Regions from separate parts of the Mus musculus genome. Here regions 1, 3 and 4 are each linked to region 2. The links are chromatin loops, found by intact Hi-C in ENCODE. Cell type or tissue: heart. All regions are shown on one strand. Region 1 holds the start of Zfp455 (zinc finger protein 455). Region 2 holds the start of Zfp748 (zinc finger protein 748). Region 3 holds the start of Zfp729a (zinc finger protein 729a). Region 4 holds the start of Zfp874a (zinc finger protein 874a).

Region 1 (8,000 bases), 360 kb before region 2:
ACTACCTCATGTCCAGATTGACCTATGGGGAATACAGACTACCATCGACCAGGTTCATCTAAAGACTGTGTTCCAAAGCAATATACGACAGGGAAGATAATTATCTCTGAAACTCACTTCCAGACACCAATATCTGATAAGGTTATTCAAGTGTTGATGATTTTCAGACTCAGGAACCTAGAATTATTGACTGTTCACATGATGAGTTCATGAATCATGCAGGAGAAATTTTCTGTTAATGTTTCTTATGAGATTTTTTTCTGGTAGATCATCTAGGAAAGAAGATCGTCTCTACATATGTGTGTCTCTACACTTTAGCAGTAGTCCTTCGACGGTAAGGGCAGTGCCGAACAGAAGCATTCATTGGTCTCTCACTCATGAATGTGCTTTTGACTTGACCAACATCAGTTTCCATTCCAAGGAAACATCACATTTTGGAGGTGGGCTTCATTAGCCTTAAGAAAGTAAGCTTGTGAGTAGGCATGGGGAATTCAGAGTTCTTTACAAGACTCACAGGAGTCTCACTGATGAAGCTGATATAAACATTAAGGACTATAGAGGCTGAGAACCCTGTTATCACTGCAGCATCCTACAAGACAAGAATCGTCTGCAGGCATGCAACTTTCCTGAGTTCTTACCCAGAATCCAGTCACATGTCGCTGCCTTGAGCCACCTGTATTCCTGTGCTATCTCTCAATCAAATGCCTGTCAGCAAAACTAGTAAACTCTTGATTCATGATAGAGTCTTGGGTGGAATCTTTCCTACGTCTGTCATTACACCCTGGTCTGATGGGAGCAGACTCTTCTTCTGTTCTTCACTGGAAAAATCACAGAATGGAGTGTCTTATTCATTGTGGTGGAAACACATAAAGCAGTTTGATTTCCTGCTGGTGGTTGAAGAGCTGAGAAGTCATTCCACTTCAGGGAACATGGCAGCAAGCAGGCAGTCATGGTCCTGTGTAGGAGCAGACAGCTTACTCTTTGATCCACACTGGAGCACATACAGATAACTGGAAACTGCATGCTATTGTGTAATGAAAAAGCCTAGTGACATTTTCTTGTGACAAGGTCACACCTCCCACTCTTTCACAAATATTTCCCACCAACTGAGACCGAAGCATCAGTTGTATGAGGCTGTAGGGTACTATTCTCATTCTACAACCTCAGTGAATCTAAAGTTATAGACATTGTGAGATCCCCTATTCTTGTTATAGAGATGGGCAATCCTGGTACTTTGTCCAGAGCCAACATTAAATCTCCTCTGTGACAAGAGCACATCCATGGAAGTCTCTGCCTTGTGGAAGTGGAATTTCATTTGAAATTTTGATTTCATTGGAAAGCCCATTGTGGGGACTTTATGCTCATAACTACACTTTCAGGAAAGCTCTCCAGGTTCAGAACACAGCGACAAAGGAAACTCTCTTGGGGCCTGATACTAACCTAGATGAAAGCAGAACTGGACAGCACTGTATATGTTGTACTAGTTGTGGAGGCTCTGAGGTGCATCCTGTAGGTCAGCATGGAGCTTTGCAGCCATGCTAAGAGAAATGCTTCACCATGTAACTGGTAGGGTGTATACTGTCCTTCCTAATATCTTGGTGGGATCACACTTCATAAAACATGCAGGTGACAGCTAAGTGGACTTGGAACCCCACCATAGCCTCATGTTAGAAACATAGCAACATCTAGAAAGGGGATGTCTGTGCTTTAGAACACACAGATGAAGTTTAGGTTGACACTGTTCTTTGACATCCAAATGATTCAGCAACCACAGACCCAATGCATATGATGATGTAGGGGTTAGGTTTTCACAGCACATTCCTCTCGAACTTATTCTTATCCTTCCCTGCCTGGTCACTATTCCTCCTTTTGGAAAAGGCAGGTTTCCACTGGTCCATGGTAGGTTGAAGGAGTAATCTTGTAAGCACTTTGAAATAAGCAATTGATTGAATTACAACATCAAGAGACTTTGGGCTTTGACTGTCTTGGGACTATTAAAGTCTATGGGCATGTTGAGAAGTGAATTGTCTTTCTTAGAAACAGATGAAAGTGAAACTCTCAGAGGCTTCCAGGTTACAGAGTATGGTGTTTTTTTTTAACGTATTTGATTGTCAAATTCCAATAAACTTATTTGATATTTCTGATTTGTTTTTGAAATAATCATTTCTCTGTCCTGATTTTGAGAAACTGAGGTTAGTTCAGGGCAGATGCTTTGACTTTCAAAATATTGTCACATAGGAACACTTGTAGATCAGAGCAGGGAAAGGAAATTGAGTAAGAAAGATCAGACCTCTGCAGAGAGAATTCTAACAATGGATAATGGGCCAGTGGCCAGTACACATACCAGTGTGACCTCAGGAGCTGTGTCCTCCCAAGTGTAATCTGAGCAGGGGAAGGAACAACAACATCAACAACGGGCAAACATACCCAGTGGCTTATGTGTACCTGTGTTTGTGAACAACCATTGGAGACCGTTAAAATTGTAGTACAGCTCCCACTAAAAAGGAATTTCTTAAATATATATTAACATTTTAAAGTTTTAACTTTGTTAAATGATCTATACTCTCAATGTGTCCCTGACCAACTAACCACAGTATATACATCCTAATATTTACACAAAACTGTTTTTCATGATGTGGAATCTGATCCATGTATGTCTCATGCAGAGTGTAATTGCAAAGGAACAAGTATTATTTATTTATTTGCAATACTGAGTATTATGACAGAGTCTACATTAGAGTCGAGCGCTTTAAAGTAGGCCAAGTACCTACCATAGTACCTACCATAGTATAATAGTAAAGAAAACAGAGAGAAGGCTACAAATCTAAGACCAGGGAAAGACCACATTCAGTTCCAGGAATAGCTTCGCAAAGACTTCTGGGATATGTAGTCCAAGCAACTGTGCCATCACGAGGAGCCATCCAGGCAATCCCACTTTAGCTTTCGTTTTGTACATTGTGCCTTCCTCAAAGTTTTTGCGAGAGTCCTGAACGGCTGTACACGCCTGTTGTCTCTGTCATGGAGGTTGGTTCATGAAACAGCACAGCCTGGGGCTTTGTGCAAGCATCGGGCTGGGAAAAGGCGGGGAGAGTGGGTGTGGGGAAGGTGGGGACTGAGCGGACCTGGGCTTGGAGGGAGAACGGAAGAAAAGAAGCTGTTGGGATTTGTTGTGCTGATCTGGCTGGGTCACGTGAGGTTGCAGTTCTGGACCAGGAATGGGGCGATTGGGATTGTGTCTGAGGTGAGGGTTTTCATAGGACACCGCAGGGTGTCTTGGACATAGGAACAGACTGGTAGCAGGGGTCAGGATTGCAAGCTAGTGATGGTGAGATGACTACTTGCACCTGAGGCAGTGCTGGGAACTCTTTGACAGCTTTGCTGGGAAGCATGCTCCCCTAGCTGCCCCATTCTCAGGTGGATGCTGTCAGATGCCCCAGTCAGTACCTTTAGAGCAAATGGGGTACCTGGCCCCACTATCCTCTGTACCTGGCCTCCTCCTACGGTCCTGATTATGTTCATTTTCCCTATCAGTTAAGGAATTAAGAGAGAATAAAAATCCAAGTCCCAACAGGTCATAGATGGGAAAATCTGGAACAGAGCAGAGAGATCTGCCAGGATGGGAGGTCACTGAGAGTCTTTGACTATAGGTGAGGAAACACATGTAGTGGATACACAGAGGGAAGTCAGCAAAGCAGGCAACCTGCCACCTGGTTTTACCTTGAGGGCTGGGTTTCCTTAAACCTTGGATAGGTTTCCTGTTCATAAAGTAGGGTTGAATAATTGTAAATAAGACACAATGTCTGCTTGGCACACTATGATTATGTCAACGTGCCTTGATCAGGCCTTGAACCTGAGAACGTTTATGAGCAGGGTATTAGTATCTGGTGAAAATCTCGCGTGGCCTTGTTTTAGGGGGCCAGGCTTTTGTGTCAGGTCAGCAGGGTAAGGAAGAGCTCACAGACCTGTGTGTATTCTTGTGACTTAAAGTAAACAGACCTGTGATAGAAAGACACTTGAGCCTACTGTGAGGCACATTCCTGTCATCTCTGTATTTGTGAGGGGGAGGGGCAGGACCCTCTGGTCAACCCCTGCTTGATAGCAAATTCAAGGCCAATGTAGGCTACCTCAGTCTGTGTCAGAAAACATTTAATCATGCTTGATGGACGTGAGAAATACTCTCTATGATTCATTCCATGTCTTCCAGTGAGAGCCGTGGAAAACCCCTGCAATCAACACTTTGGTGTCTTACAAAGTACACATGCTTCCCTTCTGCCGACCCAATCCATGTGGGATTCAAACTTTGTTTTCACTAACATGCTCTTGTTAAAGATGGTACATTTGGGTGACTATTTGTTTGGATTTACTGTGTGAGGAAGGACTCTCCTCTTTCCCTTGCTTGATTATTCTTCCTATTGACAGTGAATGTTCACTCCTTTTGGATAGTTAAGTTTGTGTTAGATTCTGCCATGACCTGAGGATGCTTTCTTCTGGTCTTCCCTGAATTCTTCCAGTTTGCTCCGTCCATATCTAGGCAGAGACTCCATCATTTCTTCATTGCCTTTCTGCAGTTCTTGAATGATGCAGGCTACTGTAGTTTATGTTCATGTGTCATTTTCTGCCTCTTTTTCTGGGATATCTTCCTGTGTTCCTGTCCCAGAGGTTTAGCTGCTTGCAAATGCTTCTTACAGTTAGCTGGAACAAGCCCACGTCCTCCACTGTCCCTCACATGGGTACTGCTGTCTGCAACCAGTAAAGGAAACTGCTAGTGTGGGATGCCGTCCTCTTGCACAGGTTTAAGTCCAGGTCCCCTTGGTGTGTAGTTGTCCCCCTGATCTCCCAGGCCTCTTAATGTTAGTATGAGGGAAGGAGTTACTTGTCTGTACAACTCATGTATGAACCTTGCTGTGTTAGACATGTCATATCTGGAAAACTGGAGAGGAGGTGTGTTTGGTGATGACAGTCAGATCCTGCTGATCTGCATGTGTATGTCAGAGGCCATGAAGAGAAGTTACATGATTTGAACATTTGTCAAACACATATACAAGTAATAAACCTGAGCAGTGCAGATCCTCAATACATTGTCATTTTCTGTTATGAAACTCTCTGTTAGCCGGGCGTGGTGGCACACACCTTTAATCCCAGCACTTGGGAGGCAGAGGCAGGTGGATTTCTGAGTTCGAGGCCAGCCTGGTCTACAAAGTGAGTTTCAGGACAGCCAGGGCTACACAGAGAAACCCTGTCTCGAAAAAACCAAAAAAAAAAAAAAAAGAAAAGAAACTCTCTGTCTTCACAGAGTCCTCCATAGTCTTTTTCAAGTAAGGTGACATATAATGAGTTAACAGCTGTGTCTGCTTGCCTGATCAGTTCTTTCATATTCTCTATTCCATCCTTTACTGAATACACTCCACCTACTGGTGCTTTAAGAAGACACATAAACAATATACAGACTACTAAAATCCAAAAATACATCTAGAGGCCTAATGTATGGAACAAATGTGTTATTTATTTTAAAAATAAATCATCGTTATATAAGGAATGTTTTTCAGAGGGAAAACAAAGATGATTACATTTGGTCTTTCATATTTTTCACATTTTATTCCATTTCCTGAGTTGTATGATTTCAAGACATGGTAGCTCCATTGTGAGCATGCTGTGTTTCTCTCACAGAGAGTTGTTTTCATCTTTGCTCTGCTCTGGGCTCCTGCCATTCCCTACATTGCTGGTTTTCCCACGGACTTGGTGATCCTGTGGTTGAAAAGGGTGTAATCCGTTTGTTCTCACTTACTTGTAGAGACAGGACCCTTCTCTACCAGCTTTAAAGAAGGTTTCAAGACAGTTCAATTTCTTTTCCCTTGAGAATCTTCTGTTCACCAAAGTGCTTCATTCTGCTGGTGTTTTGGAGATTTTCTGGCCTCTTCATTTTGCTGAACTCTGCTCATTAGACAAAAGGCTATTTTCTGTGCGGTCATTCTTTAAAGAGGATATATTTTAGTTGTCCTATAAAGTCTTGTGACAATAGCTATTCCCTCCTCCCAAGGGTGCAATCACCTTGCACTTCAGACACAAGACTCAGGGCATTGCAGCTGGATCTGACATGAAGATCTGAAGAGGGACAAGTTGTCCATACGCATTGAAGGTGCTTTGCCAGGTTCCAAGGGAGAGAAGCAATCAATAGCCCTGCTTAGCTCTTATACCAGTGGGCCACAGCAATATCCTGTATGTCATTCCAGCTGTAAAGATGCCACAGTGCCACTCAATATCTTGACATATGCAGGAGCTGTCCAATGGGACTTAAAGCCTCATCAATAGAAGTTACATCATGCTTAGAAGCTGCCGCAGGTGACTTGTTAGGTTGAAACCTTAGAGGGGAACATACTAATGACATGTTACTAAAGCATCCTAAGCTCTCACTGCATTCTGATTGCTTTTCCTTAGACCTACACATGAGTGTGTAGCTCTTACTGTTCAAAGCACTCCTACACATGAGTGTGTAGCTCTTACTGTTCAAAGCGCTTCTACACATGAGTGTGTAGCTCTTACTGTTCAAAGCTCTCCTACACATGAGTGTGTAGCTCTTACTGTTCAAAGCGCTCCTACACATGAGTGTGTAGCTCTTACTGTTCAAAGCGCTCCTACACATGAGTGTGTAGCTCTTACTGTTCAAAGCGCTCCTACACATGAGTGTGTAGCTCTTACTGTTCAAAGCGCTTCTGGCTGCATCAGAGAGAGCTCTGCAGAAAACTGAAGCTTACCAAAGTGCAGAGGACTATGTATGACCTTGTGATCTGACCCAATAGGTATGTCTACAATTTCTGCACATAATAGCCAGGGAATATTTCTGGAGCAGGAGCAGTTTGAGTATGAGCATCAGAGGTCTACGTAAAAACCAGAGGTTTGCTGTGAGTTCATTAGTGGTTTTAATTAATTACAGGTGTGGGATTTTTCATTGGTCTTCATTTCAGGAAATGTTGTCCTTCTGGGATGTGGCCATTGATTTCTCTCCAGAAGAGTGGGAATGCCTGGAGCCTGCTCAGTGGGATCTGTACAGGGACGTGATGCTGGAGAATTTCAGCCACCTTGTGTTCCTGGGTGAGCATTGTATCTTAGAGAATTCCTATCTCACCCCAACCATCAACATGTAGCTTCCCTGCTTTGTACAATATCTCATGGAAGTATTTCAACAACGAGTTTCATATCCATCATTTGAAGAAAAATTAGGGAGGTTGCTGTACAGCTAAGAAACATGTCATTGTTTTTCCTCGCTGTGTTTGAAATGTCTGTGTTGGAAGCATGCCTCCTTTGCTCTTGTGGGACTGTTAGAAATGCACCGGCATCAGGCGTGGACCACACTTGTTAATGAAATTGTTTCTCTATTCAGTTTCATGTTTTCCCTCTAAAGAAACTCAGAATCAGGATATTGTACATTCCTTTCTGTATTTTACTGTCCATGTCAGAAACCCTTGAAGGAACTAATTGTCTGCAGTTATTTATTGTATCATGTCTTTCCTTATAAACACTGTTCTGAAAGAGAGAGTAAAAGAACACTTAATCAATCTTAACCTCTTGTTCTCCAAACAGGTCTTGCTGTCTCTAAGCCATTCCTGGTGACATTTCTGGAGCAAAGACAAGGGCCTTGGGATATGAAGAGACAAGCAGCAGCCACTGTGTACCCAGGTGTGTAGGAATGTGGGGACCAGGGGACAGATTTCAAGTCCAAAGATCCAACAACTGGCCTGGCTTTCCCATATGTGCCTTGAAATATGTATTATGAACATCATTCTTTCGGTCTCTCCTTCACATCTCTCAGACATTTATGGTGGTTTAAGTCTCTTAGGATTTATATTTTGCAAACAGTGTGCCCTGTGCATGTATTTGCAGGGACTTCCAAGGTTTTTCTTGTTGCTGAGTCTCTATTGTAGTGTAAAACTCAGAGAAATGCAACTGAGTATTGGTTAGACTCGGAGTCATTTATTTGCTGGTGTTAAGGCAGACTTGTTCCA
Region 2 (8,000 bases):
GGGCAGGATGAAAGAGGTAGGACTTTTAGGATTCCTGGGCAAGAATGCAGGAGAGAAGAGGGATTCTGCTATGAGAGGAGGTAGGACGTACCATGCCAGGACCAGGAAGCAGAGAGATTAAAATTAAGAGTTCGCCGATATATAAGAATCCAGGAAAGTGGCTCCAGAGGCCACTCCCCAGATCAGGTCTGTGGTAGTAGAGATGAAATATAGATTTTTAAAAAATGTTAAGTAAGGAATACCGGAGGGGAGTGTGTGCTAGCCATGGAAAGATTTGGAAGTGCCCAGTCATTGAGCTAATAAGGCATATTAAAAAAAAAAAAAAAAAAAAACAACTCTGTATATGTGTGTCTTTTATTCTCAAATCCAGAGAGTAGGGCAGGTGACAAAAAGTGTGATCATCCCCTGGGGGTGGATTGACAATTCCCCGCTACAGAAAGGCATCTAATATCTTACAACACATTTGAAGGTTCTATAAATTCTAGGCTCATGATGGGTGGTCACTGTTATTCCCAAAGGCCAAATATCAATAAACACTGTAAGGAATACAAATAGGAAACATGGATCAGACAAAGGAAAACCAAAACATCTCAAAGATGCCCTGAACACCCAACCTGTGTTAAAAATCTAAAGGAGGATTCAAACAACTAAATAAGGAGCTAAGATAATAACGCCATATGTAAACAAGAACATCAGAAATCAGTCATGCAATAAAATATGAGAAGCACAATGACAGAGCTGAAAATGCCCTACTGAATGGAAATAACAAAGGTGTGAACACTAGAAAGAGTCAGCAGAAGGAAGGAGGCCTCCTCAAACAGAAAGCTGCCAGAGGTTATAAGAGCATGAAAAAGTGACAGTAAGAACACTTAAGGCAGCTGGGCGTGGTGGTGCATGCCTTTAAACCCAGCACTTGGGAGGCAGAGGCAGGCAGATTTCTGAGTTCAAGGCCAGCCTGGTCTACAAAGTGAGTTTCAGGACAGCCAGGGCTATATAGAGAAACCCTGTCTTGAAAAAACAAAAAAACAAAACAAAACAAAACACCACACACACACACACAACTGAAGGCCTGTGGGGAGACTCAGTAGGTAAAGGTACTTGGAGCCCACTGTAATGACATGAAGTGGATCCCTGGCACCAAGGCACAGTGTTTCATCAAAATTCTGCTCCTACATAGGCATAGCATGGTATGTGGTCCTACCTTCACAAAAACAGATTCAATAAGGAAAAAAAAAAAAAAAGAATATAAAGAAGAAAGTAAAAGCAAGGACTGGGGGGGGGGGGAGACAAAAAACCTGCCATGAGTGTAATGAATTTATGGAACACTCTACACAGAATAAAAGAAAAGAAGGACACCAGAATGTCCTTACGTGTTTATAATCTTAGTTCTTGGATGGTACAGGCAGGAATACCAGGTGCTCAAGGCCAGGCTCATCTGCACAGGGAGTTTAAGGCTAGCCTGTGAGATGTGAAGACCTCTCTTATTTAGGAAAACAAAAAACAAAAAAACAAAACCCACATTAAAAAAAAGAAAAAATTACATTTTAAGAAATGTGGCTTTTAAACTTACACTATGTGAAATAGTGATGGAAACTAATTAAAACTTCCAACAAATGCCAGTCTAGGCAACACTGAAGAAATTCAAGAAGGCTAAGCAAGCCAGGTAAGCAAATATTCTGATAGGAGCAGGTAAGGAGAACCCCTAACCCAGGAGGTGCTTCTGTAAAATCCTTAGTAGTTAACCTCAGCAGAAATAACAGCTGGGGAAGCTGAGGGATGTACGTCACATACAACAGAAGAAAAAGAACAAGCAAGAACACACAAACAAAGCTGCCCTCTAACAGACCTGGAGAGCAGAGAAGTCAACAGGACAGAAACCGGAGCCTGTGGGAGAACTGCAATGGAGAGAAACTTATGCATTGGAAAGAGCCTCCCATCAAAACAGCAGAGGGAAACCTCAATGAGGAGGATGGCAACAGATGACTCTTAAGTCGCAAGCAGGATGACGAAAGATGGCTAAACCCAGTCTCCACCTAGCCCCCACCCCTTTGCATTTTTTTAAGACAAAGTCTCAAAATGTAGCTCTGGATGTCTTAGAACTCATCATGCGGATGAGGTTGGCCCCCCTCTTCCACCCAAGTGCTGGGATTAAAGGCTTGTGTCACCTGACCCAGTCACCTCTTAAGAAAGTAGACTCTGCTGAAAGCATGAAAGCTTGAAAGCACAAGGTGAGAGATGAGAAACACATCTTCCACTTTCTTTACCTATGAGATATGGCACCGCCAGGTGATGAAACTTAACTTCCCGTCTTTTGAATAGAGGCTGGTCCTAGACACAAGCCTAGACTAACAGCATGGAGAAAGGAGAAGTCCAAGAACTCATGCACACCATGCCTGTGCCCCTCAAACATATTCCTTCATTGAAACCAAACAGTCCTGATTAGCAGGAACTTATGGGAAGTAAAAGCTAGCTGCAAATAGAAGACTGGATTTCCAATTAGCTTCTAGCTACTAGTGACACCATTTTGAACACAGACTACCTATGGATTAAAGAACATGCTGCCTTAAAACCTCAACAAAAGTATGATAAAGTAGCCAACTCATAGGTCTCTGGCCCAGCTCTTCACCCACATGTACCTTACATGCAGCCATCATTAATTCTTGGTTTTAGCCAACACATCTTGACATCTTGCCAACTTGGAACATTGAACATGGTATGGGAGACCATAGGTGTTATTTACTTGCAAACTAATATGCTTTTTAAATATGTATTCCAAGTAAGTAACACATGCTTTAATCTGTTCAAATCTGTACAAATCTAACAGTGATCTTAAATATTCAGTACAATGTTACTACTTGTGCCTAAAGAAATACTAAGCGCAGCCCATCCTGTAAACAGTGGAGGCTCAGATTCTCATCCAACTGATTTGTTTTTATGAAGCCACCTCAAAGAAGATAATAACTGCGTGTCTTTGAAAAAGTCTGCCAAACAATCTGACGCATACTTTTCAACTCAAAATACATCACTTGCATTTGAAAACAACTACCGACAGACTCAAGAACAGAAATCTTTATAAACCAAAAGGAGAAAAATGACAAAAATCCGTGCTTCACATTTTTTATTCCTCCCATCCAAATCTATACAAATACCTTCCGTATCTTCTCTCCATGTTAACCAACAGATGTCACACAGATCACCAGGGGATGGTGAGCATCATCATCGCCATCCTGCAAACTTTCCTATCAGAGTCTTTGTAAGGACGACATGTGTAATACAACAACGTCACTATATGTGAGTTTCTAAAATGAGTAATTCCTTCCCTCATATTTTCACTTGTACAAACAAAAGACTATGTGAGCAGCCCACTGTGAAAAAACTACAGGATCCCGAGTGAACCATAGCTCTTAAAGTCATCTCTTACTCTTTTGACCCAGTATAAAAACTTGGGAGAAACGGTTCCGGACGAACTGTTTAAGGGCACTCGTGGAACACAGATCCCACAACTAGTGACAGTTTTAGACACAGTATGCAGTGGACAACGACGGGAGAAAACCATGGGATCGATCAGAGAGCACTGTAAGCATCCGGTCAGGTAGGCAGGACTATTTCTCTTTCCCAGAGAAACTCAAGCACCTCTGTCCCCTTACAGTCAATCCCTAGACACCCTTGTAGCCTCTAGCCAACTCATCTCCCACAAACTAATGGCATCATAATTCCCAATGGAATTGGATGAGTTATTCTTCTCCAGTACAGTGCAGGATCAGTAATTTCTTGTTTTGCAAAGCTAGAATCTTTTCCTTTAGGGGATCATTCTAGCTCTGCATGGGGGTGTTAGTCTGAGGATTCAGGTCACAGCAGTGATCATTAAGTATTCCTATTTAAAACGGCAGTCCATAAATCTCTGTTCCAATGAAAATGGGATTAACATCCCATGCATCAATCTCTCTCGCAAAACTCTCCGTCCTTGGAAACTAGTAACTCTATGAACTTCTATCAATACAAACTAAAAGTATTAGGCCGGCTATAAAGTACAGGAGGGGCCAGATCTCCACTTGGTCTAGGTGTCCTGAGAAAACTGACAAGCGCGGGGAAGGCGTGGGTCCATAGCCAATCTGAGATGTATGAGTCCACCACCACCACTTCCAGGTACAGGTTACGAGCAGACCCGCCTGTCCGAGCAATCCTGGATTTTCATATTCCCAATTCCTTTCTTACCAATACAGCCTCTATAAGAGACCCAGGCAGCTACTCTGAGCTCACAAGAGCGTTCACTTCCAGCACCAACCGCATGCCCTCTCCCCGGCCCCAGCAGGCTTCCAGACGCTGTGGCCCAGCCTAGGTCAGCAGGGCTCCACCAAGTCTGTTCTTCCCGCCTCCGGGCCACCCCTCCTCCGCCGCCTCCGGGCCGGACCCGCCCTCGGTCCCTCCGACCTGCAGCGGTACGCGACACCCTGGACCAACCTCCATGTCAGCGATGCAAGCCGAGCGCGGAGCAGGACCAGAGAATCGCCCAACTTTGAGAGAAAATGCACTAGTGCAGTCGCAATGCGGAAGTGCCGTTTCCACAATGGCTCCTTGTGAAGCGATCCAACGGAAGACTACACTTCCCACAAGTCTGTGCGACGAGGCGCCAGGAAAACAGGCTGGTGACGTGTGTGTTTCCTGTGTTTCTTCACCTCTGCAGGTGAGGATGGATGGGAACGCGAGCATTTTTTGCACTGGGACAGCCATAGGGAGTCGGGCTGCTTTTAAAATCCCGGGTTCACTACCGGAGATGTTTGAATGTGAGTCGAGCCTTTGACTCTAATGTTTGCTGATTATTTCTGGTCAATCTGTACTGATTTAAAACTCAAAGTCTACTTATTATGAGGTTTATTCCATATGTAAAATTCACGTTGACTCAATTTAACTTTAAAATAAATCAGCAAAAAATTGTATGGAAATGACCACTTTCTGTTAAGATGATTTTACAATCAGCCTATTTGTCACTCCGTGTCTTCGCAGATGCTCAGGAGCTTAAGACAGAAGGATGCCAAATCCAAGGATAACCTGGGCAAAAGGTACAAACTACAAAAAAGGGTTACTGAGCATCTTAGGGGTAAAGTCCCTGCTTGCCTGGGATGAAGAAGGCTTTAGTTATAAATACACCACTACAATAGACAATCTCGTCCTGTAGTTAAATAAAATAACCAGTTTGCCACAGCTGGAAAAAAAGTCTTAGTGTGAACATTGGAATCCATACAGTGTAGTGCACAGGTCAAGGTGCACAGATATGATTTAAAATTATAGAACAAAATTAAAAGCCCAGCTCTCTAGAATTCACTTGTAAAGAACTCAGAGAATCTAACTGGGAACATAGAAATAATGAATGAATGAATAAAGATAGATTGGCACCATTGGGACCTCCTATCTCCTCGTAAATATCTAGTGCTGTACTGGTCATGCCAAAGACCAAAGAACAAACCTTTTTAGAAAGAAGAGTCTGGACTCGTGACGGACAGTGGTTCACAAGGAAGCTAAATCTCAGCTGAGAAGGAAAGTCTTTTTTTTTTTTTTTTTTTTTTAATAAGAAACTTGTGTCCTGCCGGGCAGTGGTGGCGCATGCCTTTTATCCCAGCACTTGGGAGGCAAAGGCAGACAGATTTCTGAGTTGGAGGCCAGCCTGGTCTACACAGTGAGTTCCAGGACAGCCAGGGCTATACAGAGAAACCCTGTCTCGAAAAACCAAAAAAAAAAAAAAAAAAAAAAAAAAAAAAAAAAAAAAAAAGAAAGAAAGAAAGAAAGAAAGAAAGAAAGAAAGAAAGAAACTTACTTGTGTCCTTTTTTATTCTTCCCTGAAATGTTTAAGAAGGAGTTTTAATAACTGGTTGGGGAGGGTGGTTGGAGAGATGGCTCAGCGGTTAAGAGCACTGACTGATCTTCCAGAGGTCCTGAGGTCAATTCCAGCAATCACGTGGTAGCTTACAACTATCTGTGGATCCCAATCCAGTGCCCTCTTCTGGTGTGTCTGAAGACAGCTATGGTGTACTCATATAGAAAAAAATAAAAATAACTATTAGGTGACACAAATGCCAATATTTCTATAGATAAGAATGAATAATACAGTCTCTGCAAATATGAATTCAATTTGGAGAGAAGAGTGTGATTAAGAAGTCTCAGGGTTTACAAATATTTGGGCCTTAGTGATGAAAGCACACAGTCAGGTACAGGGTATTTGGTCCTTTTTGCTTTCATTTTAGAAGGACATAACTTCTAAAAACAACACCCATCTCCTTCACACAAATGACCACTTTCTGAGAGAATCATTTATCCAGAATACATGCAGCAGACAGTCTCACTTTGCAATATTCTCATGTTTACATAGAATTAGTAAACATACCACCCAGGATGTAAGTCACATTTTATGTAAGTTTGAACTGGAAATTTTGCCATAGAAAAATATTTAAAAATTCAACAGATGTATGTCTTAGTCAGAGTATGTATTCCTGCTCAAAACATCATGACCATGAAGCAAGTTGGAGTTGAGGGTTGGCACCATAAAGAGAGCCTATGAGAGGCTATTGGTGAAGCCTAGTTGCAGCAGAAAACAGCAGTGTTTTGGAGATGCCGGTATCACGAGATGACCACCAAGATTACACTTCCACATTGCTGTTCATCATCAAAGAAAGTCAGGACTGGAACTCAAGCAGGTCAGGAAGCAGGAGCTGATGCAGAGGCCATGGAACTGGCTTGCTTCCCCTGGCTTGCTCAGCTTGCTTTCTTATAGAACCCAAGACTACCAGCCCAGGCATGGTATCACCCACAATGGGCTCTCCCGCCCTTGATCACTAATTGAGAAAGGCCTTACAGCTGGATCTCATGGAGGCATTCCCTCAAGGGAGGTTTCTTTTTCTGTGATAACTCCAGCCTGTGTCAAATTGACACACCAAACCAGCCAGTACAGTACCTTAATTATCAAGAATTGTAACCATTTTTATATTTGAGACAGGTTTTCATATAGCCTAGGCAAATCTGAAACTGCATAGCTGAAAAACTTGTACTCATTCAATCCCTGCTTGTCCTCTCTGAGACTGTGCAATATCATAGCTATCTATCATAACTTTCTCTGTTTCTCTCAGAAAGTATCTCACAAGACCCTCAAGGACAGAAAAGTTTTATTTTATCTCACAATTTGGAGGTAGGGCACATTATGGCAAGGAATGCCTGGAAGGATGATAGAGCACAATAAAATTCTGTGCCCCCTGCCCCTGTGGAAAAACAACAGGAGAGATATAAATACGGATGCTCATTCATCAAAGTTTAGCCAGTTTAGTGATTGCCCCCATGAATCTAGATATTATAAAGTTTTCAGAGAGATGCAATCTTACTGTGAAGGCAGAACGGGGCAGAGAGAAGGTTCTCTGAAGCAGGCATGCTGAGCTGCTAATGGCTATGGATACCTTCTTCTGTGGAACTGCAGAGAAGAGGAAGGAGTTGGCTCCCTGTAGATGGTACGGGACCAGACTCTCTCTGTATCTTCAACTTAGGTTTGCTGTGAGTGCACGGGAGGAATTATGGACAGCGGCCTTACCAATCTATGTTTCTTCCATTTTATATACATTTTAAACTCAGTTTACTTGCTTGTTACTGATCATTTTTAAAGTTAGGAAATCAGCATAATATTGAAATGAATTTAGTGGAGAAAAAGGGGTTAAAAAGCTAAGAAACTACTTACCATCTATTCCAGATGTTTTATGAACACTGATAATTAGTTAAACAGGTTCACCAACTAATCCAGAAATTCCATTTATGACCCATTCTCCCTGTGAACTTTCTAGAACCAATAACTTTTGAAATTATTTAGCTCTGGTTCAAACCAGACGAGAGTGAGGGCATTGCTTGAAAGATAATAATTTCTCACAGCACCTTTTAATGGATTTGTTAGTATGGAGAACTTCCTTTTAAACTGTCCTAGATCCCCTTCCAATTCACTTGCTAGACTTAAACACTTCACAGTCATT
Region 3 (8,000 bases), 85 kb after region 2:
TTCTTTGGTGCATTTCTCTCTATGTAGTGAAGACCAGCAGAGCTTTGCAGGTCCTATCAATGCAGAAGCACCCTCTCACTGTGTGTGGGGTTCTATTTATCTTCTTTCTAAATATCACCCACCTTCTCAAGCATCTGCTCTCAGCAAAACATCACATGCCCTCTGACGAGACAGCTTCCAGCAAAACATTACATGACACAACTGAATTTAAAGAAACTAGAAACTTGCACTTCATCTTCCTGAGTGACATAGTCCAGAACCAAAAAGATATGCATAATATATACTCACTTATAAGTGGATATTAGCTACAAAGATACCCTAGAGACAATCCACAGATCCAGACACACTAAATAAAAAGGAGGGCCCAATGGAGTTTGCTTGATTCTCACTCAGAATGGAATTAGTCATCAGAAGTAGATGGAGAGGAAGGGGATTGGGAAGGATATGGGGATGAAGGATCAGGTGTAGGGAAAGCCTGGGAGAGAGGGGCCAAAAGAATGAGTAAAATTTGGTGGTGGGCCAGGTTGAGGAAGGGGATCATTTATGTGATATGCTGGAGATCTGGGATGGGAGAGGCTCCTGTGAGCCTATAGGGGTGACACTAGTTGAGACTCCTAACATTAGGGAAGATGCAACCTAAAATGGTTACCTCCTGTAGCCAGGCAGTACTCCCAGGGGAGAGATGAGGATGCCAAACCTTCAGCTCAAAATGTGTCCTGCCTACAAAAAGTGCATGGACAAAGATGGAAAAGAGACTGAGGAAATAGCCAACTAATGATGGGCCCAACGTGGACAGTTTCCATGGATAAGAACTTTCACTGATACTCTGTTAGGCTTGCAGACAAGCCTGGTTTAACTGTCGTCTGAGAGGACCCATCCAGCGACTCTCTGAAACAGATGCAGAGACCTACAGTCAAACATTATTAGCCAGAGCTGAGGGAATATTGTAGAAGAGTTGGGGAAAGGATTGTGGGATTGGGAGAGGGTAGGGACTCCACAAAAGACCAACGGAGTCAACTACTAACCTGGACCCTTGTGGGTTTCCAGAGAGGGAACCACCAAGCACAGAGCATACATGGACTAGACCCACAGCTCACCTCCACACATATGTAGCACAAAGGCCGCTTGGCCTTCATATGGATCTCCCAAAGCCTGAAGTGGAGGTTATCCCTGACCCTGTTTCCTGACAGTGGAGCCTGAGTCGCGATCTGGGCTGCCTCACCTAGCTTCATTGGAAAGGTATGTGTCTACTCCTCCAGTGACTACATGTGCCAGTAGGGGTTGGTCGGGGAGGAAGGAAGTGGTGCATGGGGAGAGGGGCAATGGGAGGGGGTCCTGGGAGAAGACTGGGCGGGGGGGCTGTGATTGGGATGAAAAGTAGCTAAATACACAAATGAATGGACAAGAAAGAAGAAAGAAAAGTGTCCTTGAACTCACTGACAGACATATTTTAAAGGCAGAAAATGACATCAACCTGTGCTTCTCGGGTGTATTCCTTTCTTCTTTTGATGCCCATCAAAATCAGTACAAATGAGGTTTCTGCATTCTTTTCATGGCCACTTGACATGCACACAGCCCAGACCAGAAACTGAATGACATCACCCAACACAGGACCCTTCAGAGTTTCCCAGAACGACCTGTCTAACATAACAAGGTTGCTGCCTGAGTCTGTTAAAATGAGTGAGTCGATTATTCATACCATCGCTCACAGTATTAGAATGAAATGAAAAGAGCCTCGAGGAAAAGGGCAGGACTGCAAGCATAGGAGACTGGACTCCTCCCTGAGGAAGAGGAAGGAAACCCACCTTGACAGATTACTGCCTGGATGGCGGTGATACCACATGTGACAGACAGTGGTAGATGCAGTTGTCATTTTCCATTGGCAGAGTCAGATGTTCTGAAAACTTTCAGGTAAAGTCAGACAGCCCATGGGGTCAGGACAGAAAATAATAGAGAATAGTCAGAGTACAAAGAAAGGCTAACATTCCCTGCTAGTCAAGCAAGGCAGAGAGAATGCCCCCCACCCTAACTGCTTGCACAGTAAATGTAAGCAAGATCCTGATCTTCAACACAAGTCATTAACAAAAGGATGCTAGCAAAATACTAGATTGGTAAGGTTTTAGGATTAGGAAGATATCAAGTGGATGGATTCTAGTTAGGTCACTGGTGCTCAGAACTGAGAGCAACAGAAGTAATTACTACACCCAATACAGTATGCTTTAAAAGTCTTTTAAATCAAGGGGTCTCAAGTAGCTTAGGCTCCCCTGAGTTGGCTATGAAGGAAAGGATGACTTTGAACTCCAGGATTCCTGATTCCTCCCCCAAAACACAGAGATGAATGACACAATAGGCTTTAGCTCACTTGTCTATCATAGGGCTGATTAATAGAAAATATACGACTATTTGGTGTCTGTAAGTTTATATATGAGCACCCTGCTGTACCCTCTCTATGTTGTAATGAATGTGTTTTGGTGTACAAGGTAGCATGTGATTCCCGACTTCATATACTGTTATATTTTCCCTACCGATTAGCATCATTAACTAGGAAATGTTTATTTATTCTAGATGTGGTTGCAAACTCATTGAAAATTCCAGTAGCTAGGACAAGGTGGTCTGAAGCCCATGCTTCCTGACAGTAGACTTGAATGCTGTAAGTCAGGCTCCAGCTCTGGCTCACAAACACTTGGTTTGACTGAAGAGTGATAATATAAGCAAGATCCCCTGAGATAGGGGAGGGGCTGTGGAGGAGAAATCCTGAAAACAAAAAACAAAAACAAAAAACCAAACAGACAAAAAAACCTGTGTGTATTCTGTGAATGCAAAACTCTTGTAAGGAGTCTGTGGGTGCAGAGTCTGATGGCCCACGTGGAAGTTCACTGAGAGGCAGAGCCTGGAATTCTGCAGGTTTAGGGTTAGCTGTCTTACCTTGGGCTGGTTTTACCTTCAGGGTCAGTCCTTGCCTCACTCTGTAGTCGGCCACACAGCTTGTGACAATAGATAAAAACCTCCCAGAATCCACTGACTAGGCAGAACATGAGCTTCTATCAATCCAAAAGCTAAAATCTCATCAGATGGTATCTTAGACATTGAAAATATCTCCAATGTCTCATAGTGCATGCCTCTATCAGACTCACACCAATGTATTTCAAATTTTCCTTGGTCAATGACATTATTTGTTCTGTACAACCATGAAACTGGTTCCATGTTGGAGTATGGAATTTGGTTTAAACTAAATCTATGTTCTTAGATCATGGCTACTCAAATAGCTGTGGACTAAACAATTCTCTTAGCCCTTTAAGAGGAGAACTGTGCATTTTTACATGAACATAAACCTACTATGTGTAAATCATAAGACCCCAAGAGTGCCACGGCTTTTGAAATTTATATTACAACTTTTCAAAATATTTATTTATTTATTTATATGAGCATTCTTTTGCTGACATACCAGAAGAGAACATCAGATCCAATAATAGACGGTTGGGAGCCAACAAGTGGTTGCTGGAATTAAACTCAGGACCTTTGGAAGAATAGGCATGCTCTTAACCAATAAGCCATCTCTCCTTCCCTATCTTACAGCTTTTCAAATACAGTTGAAAAAATTGGAGAATTCTTTCTAAAACTATTAAGGGTGTGTCACTAAACCTGAATGTCACATTGAGGGACAAAAGAAAATTTAAAAGAGTTCAGACACTGCTGATAACGTGAACTCTAGGAAGAAAAGCACGTGAAGAGACAACAATGTACAGAGTCTGGCAGATTAGAAAGCAATGCACAGAGCCTGGCAGATGAGCAGAGGCATTTCCCCCTTCCCTTTCAGACTTTCCAGTGCCACCCTGTGATCTCTCATCACCCCAAGTCGTCTCTCACATCTGAAAAGGAGTCAAAATTTTGGACACAACACATACTCAGAACTGTTGAGGTATTATTGTCTAGTGATTTTTAATCTTTAGTGTAAAATCCTATTTATTTGGATTGTGCAAACACTGGTTCATACCAACTACAAGATTATTTTGTGGTTTTATAGCCATGTATTGTCGCATTCAGGTCACAAAGGTGTCTATCAGAAAATGTGATTTGAATCAGGGCATCCGTGAGTCTAACAATTCATTCCAAAGGAACAGGAACTAACATCCCACACAACAGTTTGCCCTCCCTCACAGGATTCTTGCTCCTTGGACACTAGGAACTTTAGGAAGCTGTTTGAGCTCAAACCAGGAGTAGTCTCCAGGACATAACATACAGAGGGCGCTACAAGTCCAAGTGCTCTGTATGCCCTGAGAATCTGACTACAGTCACGTGAGAACGGGTCAGCTAGGTAATGATGAGTGCGCTCCCGTCAGCATCTCGGGAACAGGCAGTCAGCAGACCCAGCCTGCCCTTGCCATCCTGTTGTTTTCAACCTTCTCCCCTTCAAACCCGTGCCCAGGCGCAGCGGCCCAGCTTAGGTCAGCACAGCATCTCCAGGTCAGCAGCTTCCTGCCTCTCAACAAGCCCGAGCCAGCTCCCTCCGTGCCCTACCTGCCACCCTGCACAGCCCCTCAGACCTGAAAGAAGGCGCTGGTCCCTGCACCGAACTCCATCTCAGAAATCCAGATGCAGCGCTGAGCAGGACAACTGCATACATTTGAGGAGTGAAGTTTGAAGGAAGAATAAGGAAGTTCGAGTCCGATGGCCCTTTCTAATGACGAAACAGGAACCAGGACTACACTTCCCACAAGTCAGTTGGAAGGACTTACAGGGACCCCACCTAAGATGTCTTGTGCATTGCCTGCCTTGCGGTCCAGCTGTGGGCAGCTGAAGTTGGAAAGAACTAAGCTGCAGCACATGGGCAGCCACAGGGAAAGTGGGCTTTTAAAAAAGTCTTTGGTTACAGCAAGCGATGTTAGCCTGTGAGCTGAGTTTCACAGTAATGTTTATCACATTTCCTTGTTATCTCTGCTAAAACATTGTGAGATTAAAGCTTCGATCTTTCTTTCTTTTTTTTTTTTCCCCTTGGTTTTTTAAAGCACAGATTTACTTATGGAATATTACTACCGAATGGAAAATTCATGCTTTCATTGTTTATTTAAAATATGAAAGCAGGAAGTTAATGTAGGAGTGGGCATTATCTCTTTAATATGCTATCAAAACCATCCCAGGTGCTGAAGACAGAATTAGAAATCAAACTGAGTCACCACGAAGTGTTTTCTGAGCACTTGCTTTCCTCCTCTGAATCTCTCCCAAGAGGAGGGGCAGAGCTCCTTGGATCACAATGGTGTGTGTACTGGCTCTTCAATTTCCCTCTGTGTTTGGTTTGATGTTCCTTATTGATTTTCCTGTCTCCACTGATCCTGTCATCATTCACATTTGATAATACTTGAACATTACTGGTAGCTGCCTTGCACTTCCCTCACTTCTCCTAAACAGAACACCGAGATAGTTCCTCCTGGAATTCAAAGGTATCAGAAATATGTTCATATCACTGTAAAATGAGGTCGATGTATTAAAGAAGTTAGACTGGAAACTTGGAGTATGGAGAATTCCCATCTTTTCGTGGGAAGGTTTATTCCTGTGTAGTTCATGCTTGAGTTAAAGCTACAAATGGCATTACAGAAAAGTCTTCATACTTCCCTGAGGCACAATAATTCAAAGCCAAGCTGTTTCAGAGCAGAGACTGTGCAAAATCCCATTCCAATTTTTCTTCTCTAGGGAGTGTGTTTGCCTAGGGATCAGAACAGATTCCTTAACTTAGAAAAACTAGAGTCAACAAGCAGTACATTCACCTGGACATTTGATTGGCATGTCTGTTTAGAATGAGGTCATGAGTGGTCTGTCATCCCCCTGATGGCTGTAGTGAAGGGCATTGCCAACAACCAGAAGGACTTAACATTTCTGAGCATAGTTAGTTTTCCAATATGTGTATGTGTTGAGGTTTGGTATGTTGCTATGTATTGTAATACTAAATTTTATATCTGAAGGTCTAAGCTTACCATGGACCTCTCACATTTAAAAGGTTCTGTTGTGCAAACCTTGTTCCTTGATTGAAAACTATTAGTTAAATCAAATTTGGTACAGCCTATTACTGGAAGGACTAGAAGTAGGTGGCTTTTGAGTTAGGTGGTATGGGGTGGAGAAGAGAGAGAAGGAAAAGAGGCCAGGAAAAGGAGGAAGAATGGGTGAAGAGGATGAGCTGCCATGGGGGGGGGGTGTACATGGCTGGGAGAAACATTAAGTATCTGAAGTACACCACTGGGAAGGTAGCCAAGAAAGCAGTTAGAGGAAGAGTAAATTAGGGGTTGAACCCCAGTACTTGTCAAAGCCAGATGAAATAACCTCGAGTCTGAACCTCTTTTACTTGTAAGCTAGTTAGGGATAAGCCCTTATGAAAGAAAACATTTAATTGGAACTGGCTTACATTTTCAGAGAGTCAGTTCAATATCATCATGGTAGAAAGCATGGTAAGGTTTAGGCAGAAATGAGAGGTCTACATTTTTATCTGCAGGCAGCAGAAGGGGGTCTGTCTTCTGCATACAGCAAGGAAGAGGCTCTGGGTCACACTGGCCAGACTCAACCACATATATGAGTTATCCAAACAACACCTCCTGACATGCTTCCTGTAGAAAGACTATACCTCAAATCAGGCCATACCTCCTAACAGTACAACTTCCCATGGACCAAGCATATTCAAACTATCAGTGTCTCCTTGTTATACAATAATCAAACCACTAAAGATTAGAATCAGTTCCTCAGGAAATAGACAAGATTATGTTTTCAATAAAAAGATATAGACTGTGATAACTCTAGCTTGTGTCAATTTGACACAAAATCAACCAGTCCGATGGCCATGTAATTCATTACCAGATTTGTGAAACCTTTCAGAAGCAAGGCTAATAAACCCTTTCCTCCCCAACTTGCTTCTTGGTCATGATGTTTGTGCAGGGATAGAAACCATGACTAAGATAATTTGGTACTAGGAATGGGGTATTCATTTGACAACCTGACTATGTTTTGGGGAGGACTGTGGAAAGATTTTGGAACTTTTCGCTAGAAGATCCATTTTGTGTTAAGTGCTCTGTGGTATGTTCTATAGGAGCTTGGAAAATAATGTTAAGAAGAGTGCAGAAGATGGAGGCCTGGCTTGTGAAATTTCAGAGGGAATATTAAAGACTCTTATCAGAAAAAAAAAGAAAAGAAAGAAAGAAAGAAAGCTGAGCAAGCCAGTGGAGGCAAGCCAATAAGAAACATCCCTCCATGGCCTCTGCATCAGCTCCTGCTTCTTGGCCTGCTTGAGTTCCAGTCCTCACTTCCTTTGGTGATGAACAGAAGTGTGGAGGTGTAAACTGAATAAACCCTTTCCTCCCCAACTTGTTTCTTGGTCAAGATGTTTGTGCAGGAATAGAAACCCTGACTAAGACAATTAGTTACCATTGTCTAAATAACAGTCTTTATTCAGAATCATCTGAAATAAGTTTTTATATGCAAAAGAAGTTTCTCTGCATATTGAGAACTATATTAAGAGGTTTAGAAAAATCTGATATAAACATGAGAGTTCTGATTTGACTTCTGACTCTGAATTATGTTACTTATGTTTTCTGATTTATAACCTGCTTCTCCTGATTTATTGCCATCTGTGTAAAAGGTAGGAGCTTTCGAAAATATTGTTCATCTCAATAACTGAGGAAGAATCCAATTAGTCTGTGTGTGTGTGTGTGTGGTTTGTTGTTGTTTTTGCTTTTGTGGGGTTTTTTTTGTTAATTTCTTCCCCCCCAAAATTATTGCAAGTTCCTTGCCAATCCTTATTGATTACCTATAATGTGATAACTTCAGCATTAGTGTAAGGCACTGCAATCTATGATGGGTTTATTCTTGGTAATTGATGAAGTGTTATTCTCCCTCTCATAATCAAATTAAAAAATTTTCTGTATATGTTTGTAACTTTTTGCTCTGTTTATGTGTTTGAAATATCTATTCTAATATATTATCTTTTCTATATATGAGAATTCCTGTGAGGGAATGAAAGA
Region 4 (8,000 bases), 100 kb before region 2:
AATTCTCCAATAAGTGTAAAAGGCTAACAGAATGGATGCAAAACATGATCCATTCTTGTGCTGCACACAACAAACACACCTCAACATCAAAGATGCACATTACATCAGATTAAAGTGTTAGAAAAAGAGTTTATAAGCAAATGGACCTAAAAGACAAGCTGGTGTAGCTATTCTAATATGTAATATCTAACAAAAAAAAACCTTCCAAACAAAATTAATCAGAACACATGGGGAAGGATGCTTCATCCTCATCAGAGGGAAAAATCCACCAGGACAGCATCTCAGTTCTCAACATCTTTGTCCCAATAGCAAGGGCACCCATAGTTGCAAAAGAAACTATACTGAAACTTAAATCACACATTGACCCTCACATATTAATAGTGGGAGACTTCAGTACCCCACTCTTACCAATGGACATGTCATCCAGACAAAAACAGGGAAGAAATGGAGCCAACAAATGTTATGAATCAAATGTACCTAAAATATATACAAAAGAACATGTCATCCAAACATAAAAGAATATACTTTCTTCTTACCATCTCACAGAACCTTCTCCAAAATTGACCATATACCCAGTTACAAAGCAAGATTTAAAAGATATAATAAAACTGAAATACCTCCCTGTATCCTATTGGACCACCATGGATTAGAGGTAGATTTCAATAGCAACTGAAAGCCTACAAACTCACAGAAACTGAAAACTCTCTACTGAATGGCTACTGGGTCAAGGCAGAAAGTAAGAAAGAAATGGAAAGAAATTCCTAGACTTGGATGAAAATGAATGCCTAACATATGGAAATTAATGGGTCACAAGTAAAGTCGTCCTACGAACACCACACTAAACGACTTTATAAAAACATTGGAGAGATCTCATTCTGACTACCAACGTAACAGCACATCTGTAAGCCCTAGAACGAAAGAAGCAAACATACCCAAGACGATATACGGCAGGAATAATCAAGGAAACAAAGAGTTGGTACTTTGAGAAAATCAACAAGATGGACAAACTCTTACCCAAACTAAGGAAAAGACACAGAGAGAACATCTGATCTAACAAAATCAAAAGAATTTTAAAAAAAAGGAAGACATAGCACCAGACTCCAAAGAAATCCAAAGAATTATTAGGTCATACTTCACTGGTACTTCATAAAATTGGAAAATTCAAAATAAATGCATAATTTTCTTCATAGATACCACTCACTGAAGTTATGTCAAGATCATATATATAATTTAAATAGACCTAAATGCCCTAAGGAAATAGAAGCAGTGATTAAAATTCACCCAAGCCAAAACAGAGTAAGGCCAATGCCTCCCTTCAGGGTGAGAAGTTCTGCCGGACAGTGGTGGCACAACCTTTAATCCCAGCATTCTGGAGGCAGAGGCACGCGGATTTCTGAGTTCGAGGTCAGCCATGTCTACAGATTGAGTTCTAGAACATCCAGGGCTACACAGAGAAACCCTTTCTCAAAAAACCAAAAAAAAAAAAAAAAAGAAAAGAAAAGAAAAGTTCTTTTTAGGTCAGCCTGTTCTTCATAGCCAGCAAGTAAATGATTTAGTGTGACTTTATCTGACGAGCATTGGGTGGCATCCCTCTATGTCTTACATTATAATGTATACTCAACAAAATGAAGAACTTTGCATGTTCCTTAAATATAAGCAGAGCTTACCAGAGAGGAACTATAAACTTGATACCTTAACCATTGTAAACATCTGAGTGGCTTTTCATTATAGCAGAAGAAATTAAAAGCAATACCTTACAAATAATTTCTACCATAACAAATGTCTCAATGTTCATGGTAAATCCTGGCTTTCCTTCGTATCTTTGGATGTCTCATCTATCATCTGACCCACTCACTTCTACACACCTGGAGGAATGGTGGCTGATGTTTGGCTTTTCACACCCGAAGATCCTTGGTTTTGCTCCAGAAATGTTACCAAGTATGGTTTAGCAACAGCAAGACCTGTTTGTAGGAAAGAGGAACAACATTATTTGAGTGTTCTTCTACTGGGACTAGTATGGTTCCGTCTAGAATACTGCTTATAAGAAAAGAGATGATGGAAGTTAGAAAATCAAAAAAATTAATTATTTACATGTTTCTGATTGGTATATTGGAATACTGAAGAGGCACTTATACTGACCTTTATTTAAAGGGAAAACATTAAAAATTCAATTGCAAAATATTTATATTAACTTTCTATGATTCCCATGTAAAGGAAACATACTTCCAACACACACAGGTTACAAACAGAAGAGAAAGCAAGATGATTTTTAGCTATAGGTCAGTCTCCCCACTATTTCCTTAAAAGGAAGGATATAATAGAAAACTCAGTGAGATATTGCATCAAAGGGGGAAGCTAGACACTGATGGTGAAGAAGATAGATGCAATCCTCACCCAGGAAATCAAGGTGGCTGAAATTCTCCAGCATCACATCCCTGTACAGATCCCACTGAGCAGGCTCCAGGCATTCTTTCTCTTCTGGAGAAAAATCAATGGCCACATCCCAGAAGGACAGCATTTCCTGAAATAAGGACAAGTGAATGATATCACACTGTTAATCAATTTAAAGCACTAGTAATAAAATACATACAAATAAACTGCAGAGTCATAAGCCAGTCTCCAGGTCACAAACCCTTGGTTTGACTGAAAAACAGCAAAACACAAAACCACACACAAAGGACAGGGTGAGGAGCCCACCGTGCGCCAATCAGGTGTACAGGGCTGTGTTCCCTTCACAGACCTTCATGCTCCCTCCAAATCAGTAAAATCCCTAAGCCATCAGGCCTCACACCAGCTCATGTCTCCATCCTGAAAGGGGTTCACACACTCACATCACCATCCTGGATGGAATAGGGAGAGTTGGTAGTTTCTATTATTTTTCACTCCACATGTAGGCTTGCTATGGCAATGCAACTCTCAGAGTCTCCTGTGATGGCATTGTTATGCCCTCCGATGGGGATGTTAATGTAAGGATCAGTAGACATTCTTGTTATGATGTTGAAAACCAGGATCTAACACTGAGATGTTGAAGGGAAAAAAAAAATCTTCTTCACAGCAGGGCCAGACTTACAGTCTCTCAGCTAGGAGAGACTGAAGAGGCTATGACATCCAGAAACACAGAGAATTTATTGGGGAACATAGATGTTTGGTTCAACAGTAGGTTAGTCATTCTGGACAGACAATATGTACACAAAACCTATAAATCAGAACTGTACATTTACAAAAGAGTTTGACCAACTGAAACAGGCAGCGTGTGTGCAGTGTTAACACGAGGGCACCTCTGGTGTCCTTTGTTAACACCTTGTGACAGGTTTTTCGATCTCAGGCTTACAACCTCTGAGGCAAAAGTTTTATCTCTTGTTTTACTTAGGGAGATTTTAGTTCATCCTCCACTGAGAAACAGCTCAATATCCTTTCAGAAAACATCTGTGTCATTTCAAGTGAGGAATTAAACACTTTCCACGAGAGATTCCTAATCCAAGTGAACCATCTGTAAATTCACAATTCATTTCCAGGTAAGTGGAGGAAACATCACACACCTCAATCTCCAGTACGCAAAACTCTGACCCTGGAACCTAGCAATTTCTGTCACCTCAAAGCAAGACAAGAGTTATTGCATGTGTGATAGTTAAAAGCTAGCTCCATTTCCAACTAAGCTGTTGTACAACACAGCAACAAAAACAAACAGCAAACAAAAAACCAAAAAAAGAAAAAAAAAAAAACCCACATAGCAGAAAATCCCCAGAGTTGAGATACTTGTGGTGTGTGCCTTTAAAAATTCCAACCCCTATCTTCCCTTTTGCAGCAGTTCTCAAACTGGCAAAGGAGATTGTGGCTCTAAATAAAGCAGTTTGGGTTGTTTTTTGTTTGGTTCTCTCTCCTCTCTTCTCTCCTCTCCCTCTCCCCCTCCCCCTCCCCCTCTCCCTCTCTCTCTCTCTCTTTCTCTGTGTGTTTTTGTGTTTTGTTTTTCGAGACAGGGTTTTTCTGTGTAGCCCTGGCCGTCCTGGAACTCACTTTGTAGATCAGGCTGGCCACGAACTCAGAAATCCGCCTGCCTCTGCTTCCCAAGTTCTGGGATTAAAGGCGTGCGCCAGCACCGCCCGGCTGGTTTTATCTCATAATTCCTAGTTTTGTTCGGAGTTTTTTTCAGTGGTCTTGAACTCCGTGACAGACAGCCATAAAGTACAGAAAGGACCAGATCTCCTCTTAACTAAACTTACTGACAGATCCAGTAATATCCACGTGAGAGTGACCCAGCTAATGCTTCCACCAGAAAGCTGGAAAGTGTACGCCCAGAATCACCATGCCCAGGCAAAGACCTTCACCCAGCCAACACTGCCCAGGCAATCCTTGAACTTACAAGCTTCTCCATTCCTTGATTTCTGTCAGTCTAACGCAGGGGTCAGTCCCACCAACCCCCGCAGCGCCCTCTCACCAGCCCTGTCCAGAAAGCTCCTCCAAATCAGCTCTTCCCAGCTCCCATTCCATCCGGTCCCTGTTCCTTCCGGAACTATGCACCCCGCACAGACCCTGGGATGACTGAACCCTGGACCAACCTCCATGTCAGAGATCCAACGGGAGAGCACAGCAGGACCAGAGTCTGGCCCAGCTTTGGATAAGAGCCGCACATGCTTACTAAAAGATGAACTGTTTACTAAAAGTGCAGACCTGTGACGTCACCGTGCTGCAGACTACATTTCCCACAAGTCTGTGCGATGGCGTTGCAGGAGTCCTAGGAGAGTGAGTTGTATTATTTAAAGGTCCTGGATTTCTACATTGATGTGTGTCTGCAATGTAGTGTCACCTACTTAGGAAACAAGGAGACCATGAACTGTGTCCAGTTCTAACGAGCCGAATGTTTATGTAAGGTGCCGCTTTTCCGGATTTTCACTGTAAAGTTCTTAATTCCTTAATTTCCGTGGAGTTTACAGCTATTTGAGGAACCACCTCACTGCCAGTTAAGTGGCAATAAGCTAGTTTGCAGAAACCAGACCATGCGTTAATCATTTCAAAAGAGTTTTACAATTTTCTGGAGGAGGGAAGTTGCCAGGAACTTATCTTTTAGTAATTTAAGAGCGGGTGCCCGGCACACAATAAAGTTTCCTCACAGAGGACAAAGAGCAAAAGCAGGGACTCAGGCTGCTTTTGACATTCAAGATTCACAGCCTGCGGTGTCTTTAATCCCAGCTCACTGCAAGCAAATTCAGGCACCTCTGAGTTCCAGGCTGCCTTGTTTACAGTGAGTCCCTGGCCTGCCAGGGCTACACAGTGAAACCCTGTCTCAAAACAAAACAAAGAACAACAAAACCAGAAATATCCAGATTCATCACAGAAGATATTTGTGAATCAAGCCTTTCCATGTTTTGTTTGTTAAGTTTACAAGTTGTTGCTCATCAATATGTTTATTTTAATCTTCATTCTACATATTATAAAATGTTACTTAAGCTTGCAAAAAAAAAATAGAAAAATAGACAAAAGGAACTTGCCAGATGTTATGGATATGCCTTCAATCACTTGGGAGGCAGAGACAGGAGAAACTCTAGTTCTAGGAGAGCCAGAGGCCTGTACTGGGACTGTCCCAAAAAAAAAGGAGGAGGAGAGAGGGAAATAGTATGTTATATTGGCAGTTTTCCTTGGAAATAACAGAATCCCTTCTGGGCCAAACCAAGCTGCTCTGAGCAGCCTACTACCCAGGGAACCTCCACTCTCCTGCCACCTCTCCTTCACCTCCATCAGACTCCTGAACCACAGGTAAGGTTCCCTTCCCCAACCCTTCTTCCCTGCTATCTGAGTCCTCTGGGGCAAGCCAAGCTGCTGGAGCAGCCCGCCATCCGAGAGGTCCTCCATTCTCCTGCCACATATCTGCCCACCTTCATCAAACCTGAGACTCCTGAAGCATACAGAACCACAGGTTCGCAACCATACAGCCCAAGGCAGCCCATCAGAGGCCTGCCACACCAGGACCATCCAGGTTCACCTTCCTCTCAATCCGGCTACAATGAGAACATCCATGGAGCAAAAGCATCTAGATGGCTAAAGGCCCTCGAAACAACACAATCAACACGAACCAGGCCAATGTGACACCTCCAAAGCACAGCTACCCCATGACAGACAGCAAGCCCTAGTTATCCTGATCCAACCAAACCACGAGAAAACTGTAGCAGCTTGAGTTCTCATGCTAATCAGGTTACTCAAAAACCTGTTTCCAGTGTCCTGCACATAGGCTAAAGGAACACTGCCCCCAGTTGGCTCTGGTTGGGAAATAGAGTTAACAGTGGCCAATGATGGAAGGGAGATAGAGGCAGGACTTTTAGGATCCCCAGGCAAGAAACAAGGGAGAGGGAGCTGGAGAAATGACTCAGAGGTTAAGAACACTGACTGCTCTTCTGGAGGTCCTGAGTTCAAATCCCAGCAATTACATGGTGGCTTACAACCATCTGTAATGAGGTCGGATGCCCTCTTCTGGTGTGTCTAAAGACAGTGACAGTGTACTCATAAGCAGTATACATGTAAAGTATACATAATAAATAAATAAATCTTTTTTATTAGATATGTTCTTTATTTACATTTCAAATGCTATCCCCTTTCCTAGTTTCCCCTCCAAAAATCCCCTATCCTCTTCCCCCTCCCCCTGCTCCCCAACCCACCCACTCTCGCTTCCTAGCGCAGGCATTCTCCTATACTGGGGCACAGAACAAGACCAAGGGCCTCTCCTCCCATTGATGACCGACTAGGCCATCCTCTGCTACATATGCAGCTAGAGCCATGAGTCCTGCCATGTTTTTTCATTGGTTGGTGGTTTAGTCTCAGAGAGCTCTGCTGATACTGGTTAGTTCATATTTTTGTTCCTCCTATGGGGCTGCAAACCCCTTCAGTTCTTTGGGTACTTTCTCTAGCTCCTTCATTGGGAACCCTATGCTCCGTCTAATGGATGAATGTGAACATCAACTTCTGTATTAGTTGGGCACTGGCAGAACCTCTCAAGAGACAGCTATATCAGGCTCCTGTCAGCAAGCTCTTGTTGGCATCTGCAATACTGTCTGGGTTTGGTAGTTGTTTATGCCCCAAGTGGGGCAGTTTCTGGATGTTCATTCCTTCAGTCTCTGCTCCAAACTTTGTGTCTGTAACTCCTTCCATGGGTATTTTGTTCTCCCTTCTAAGGAGGATTGAAGTATCCACACTTTGGTCTTCCTTATTCTTGAGTTTCATGTGTTTTGCAAATTGTATCTTGGGTATTCTGAGCTTCTGGGCTAATATTCACTTATCAGTGAGTGCATATCATGTGTGTTCTTTTGTGATTGGGTTACCTCACTTAAGATAATATCCTCCAGATCCATCCACTTGTCTAAGAATGTCATGAATTCATTGTTTTTAATAGCTGAGTAGTACTCCATTGTGTAAATGTACCACATTTTCTGTATCCATTCCTCCATTGAGGGACATCTGGGTTCTTTCCAGATTCTGTCTACTATAAATATGGTTGCTATGAGCATAGTGGAGCACGTGTCCTTATTACATGTTGGAGCATCTTCTGGGTATATGCCCAGGAGTGATATTGATAGATCTTCTGGTAGTACTATGTCCAATTTTCTGAGGAAAGGCCAAACTGATTTCCAGAGTGGTACCAGCTTGCAATCCCACCAGCAATGGAGGAGTGTTCCTCTTTCTCCACATCCTTGCCGGCATTTGCTGTTACCTGAGTTTTTGCCCTTAGCCATTCTGACTGGTGTGAGGTGGAATCTCAGGGTTGTTTTGATTTGCATTTCCCTGATGATTAAGGATGTTGAACATTTTATTAGGTGCTTCTCAGCCATTCAGTATTCCTCAGTTGAGAATTCTTTGTTTAGCTCTGTATCCCATTTTTAAATAGGGTTATTTGGTTTTCTGGAGTCCAGCTTCTTGAGTTCTTTACATATATTGGATATTAGCCCCCCCTATCAGATCTGTTGGTTGCCATTTTGTCTTATTGACAGTGTCCTTTGCCTTACAGAAGCTTTGCA

What was found. A loop is a pair of places that touch in the nucleus more often than their neighbours do. Peaks named below come from ENCODE experiments on the same cell type or tissue, not always from the same donor. Only the 100,000 strongest peaks of a DNase experiment are listed, where the experiment ranks them.
Region 1: it touches region 2 in a loop (1.9-fold over the local background); 2 of 42 quality-filtered maps call a loop at or near these places.
Region 3: a loop joins it to region 2, with 4 times the contacts of the local background. A loop is called at or near these places in 2 of 42 quality-filtered maps.
Region 4: a loop joins it to region 2, with 4 times the contacts of the local background. A loop is called at or near these places in 2 of 42 quality-filtered maps.

What each region holds. Positions count from the first base shown.
Region 1 is chr13:67,191,571-67,199,570 of GRCm38, forward strand. Zfp455 (zinc finger protein 455) reads left to right here and starts at 2,936. Exons shown (of 4, transcript NM_001048204.1): 1 at 2,936-3,024; 2 at 6,963-7,089; 3 at 7,579-7,674. The coding sequence starts at 3,019. In heart, no CTCF peak of the experiment used is centred here; a DNase peak (open chromatin) is centred at 3,051; H3K4me3 peaks cover 967 bases; H3K27ac peaks cover 841 bases.
Region 2 is chr13:67,548,570-67,556,569 of GRCm38, forward strand. Zfp748 (zinc finger protein 748) reads right to left here and starts at 4,583. Exons shown (of 4, transcript NM_001035231.3): 1 at 4,462-4,583. The coding sequence starts at 4,467. 9430065F17Rik (RIKEN cDNA 9430065F17 gene) reads left to right here and starts at 4,633. Exons shown (of 5, transcript NR_131100.1): 1 at 4,633-4,684; 2 at 5,005-5,060. In heart, no CTCF peak of the experiment used is centred here; a DNase peak (open chromatin) is centred at 4,592; H3K4me3 peaks cover 2,112 bases; H3K27ac peaks cover 1,288 bases.
Region 3 is chr13:67,633,103-67,641,102 of GRCm38, forward strand. It overlaps Zfp729a (zinc finger protein 729a), which reads right to left and starts at 4,679. Exons shown (of 4, transcript NM_183146.4): 1 at 4,545-4,679. The coding sequence starts at 4,580. In heart, a CTCF peak has its summit at 4,251; a DNase peak (open chromatin) is centred at 4,699; H3K4me3 peaks cover 1,135 bases; H3K27ac peaks cover 874 bases.
Region 4 is chr13:67,446,956-67,454,955 of GRCm38, forward strand. Zfp874a (zinc finger protein 874a) reads right to left here and starts at 4,669. Exons shown (of 4, transcript NM_177712.4): 1 at 4,557-4,669; 2 at 2,395-2,521; 3 at 1,866-1,961. The coding sequence starts at 4,562. In heart, no CTCF peak of the experiment used is centred here; a DNase peak (open chromatin) is centred at 4,686; H3K4me3 peaks cover 1,600 bases; H3K27ac peaks cover 1,320 bases.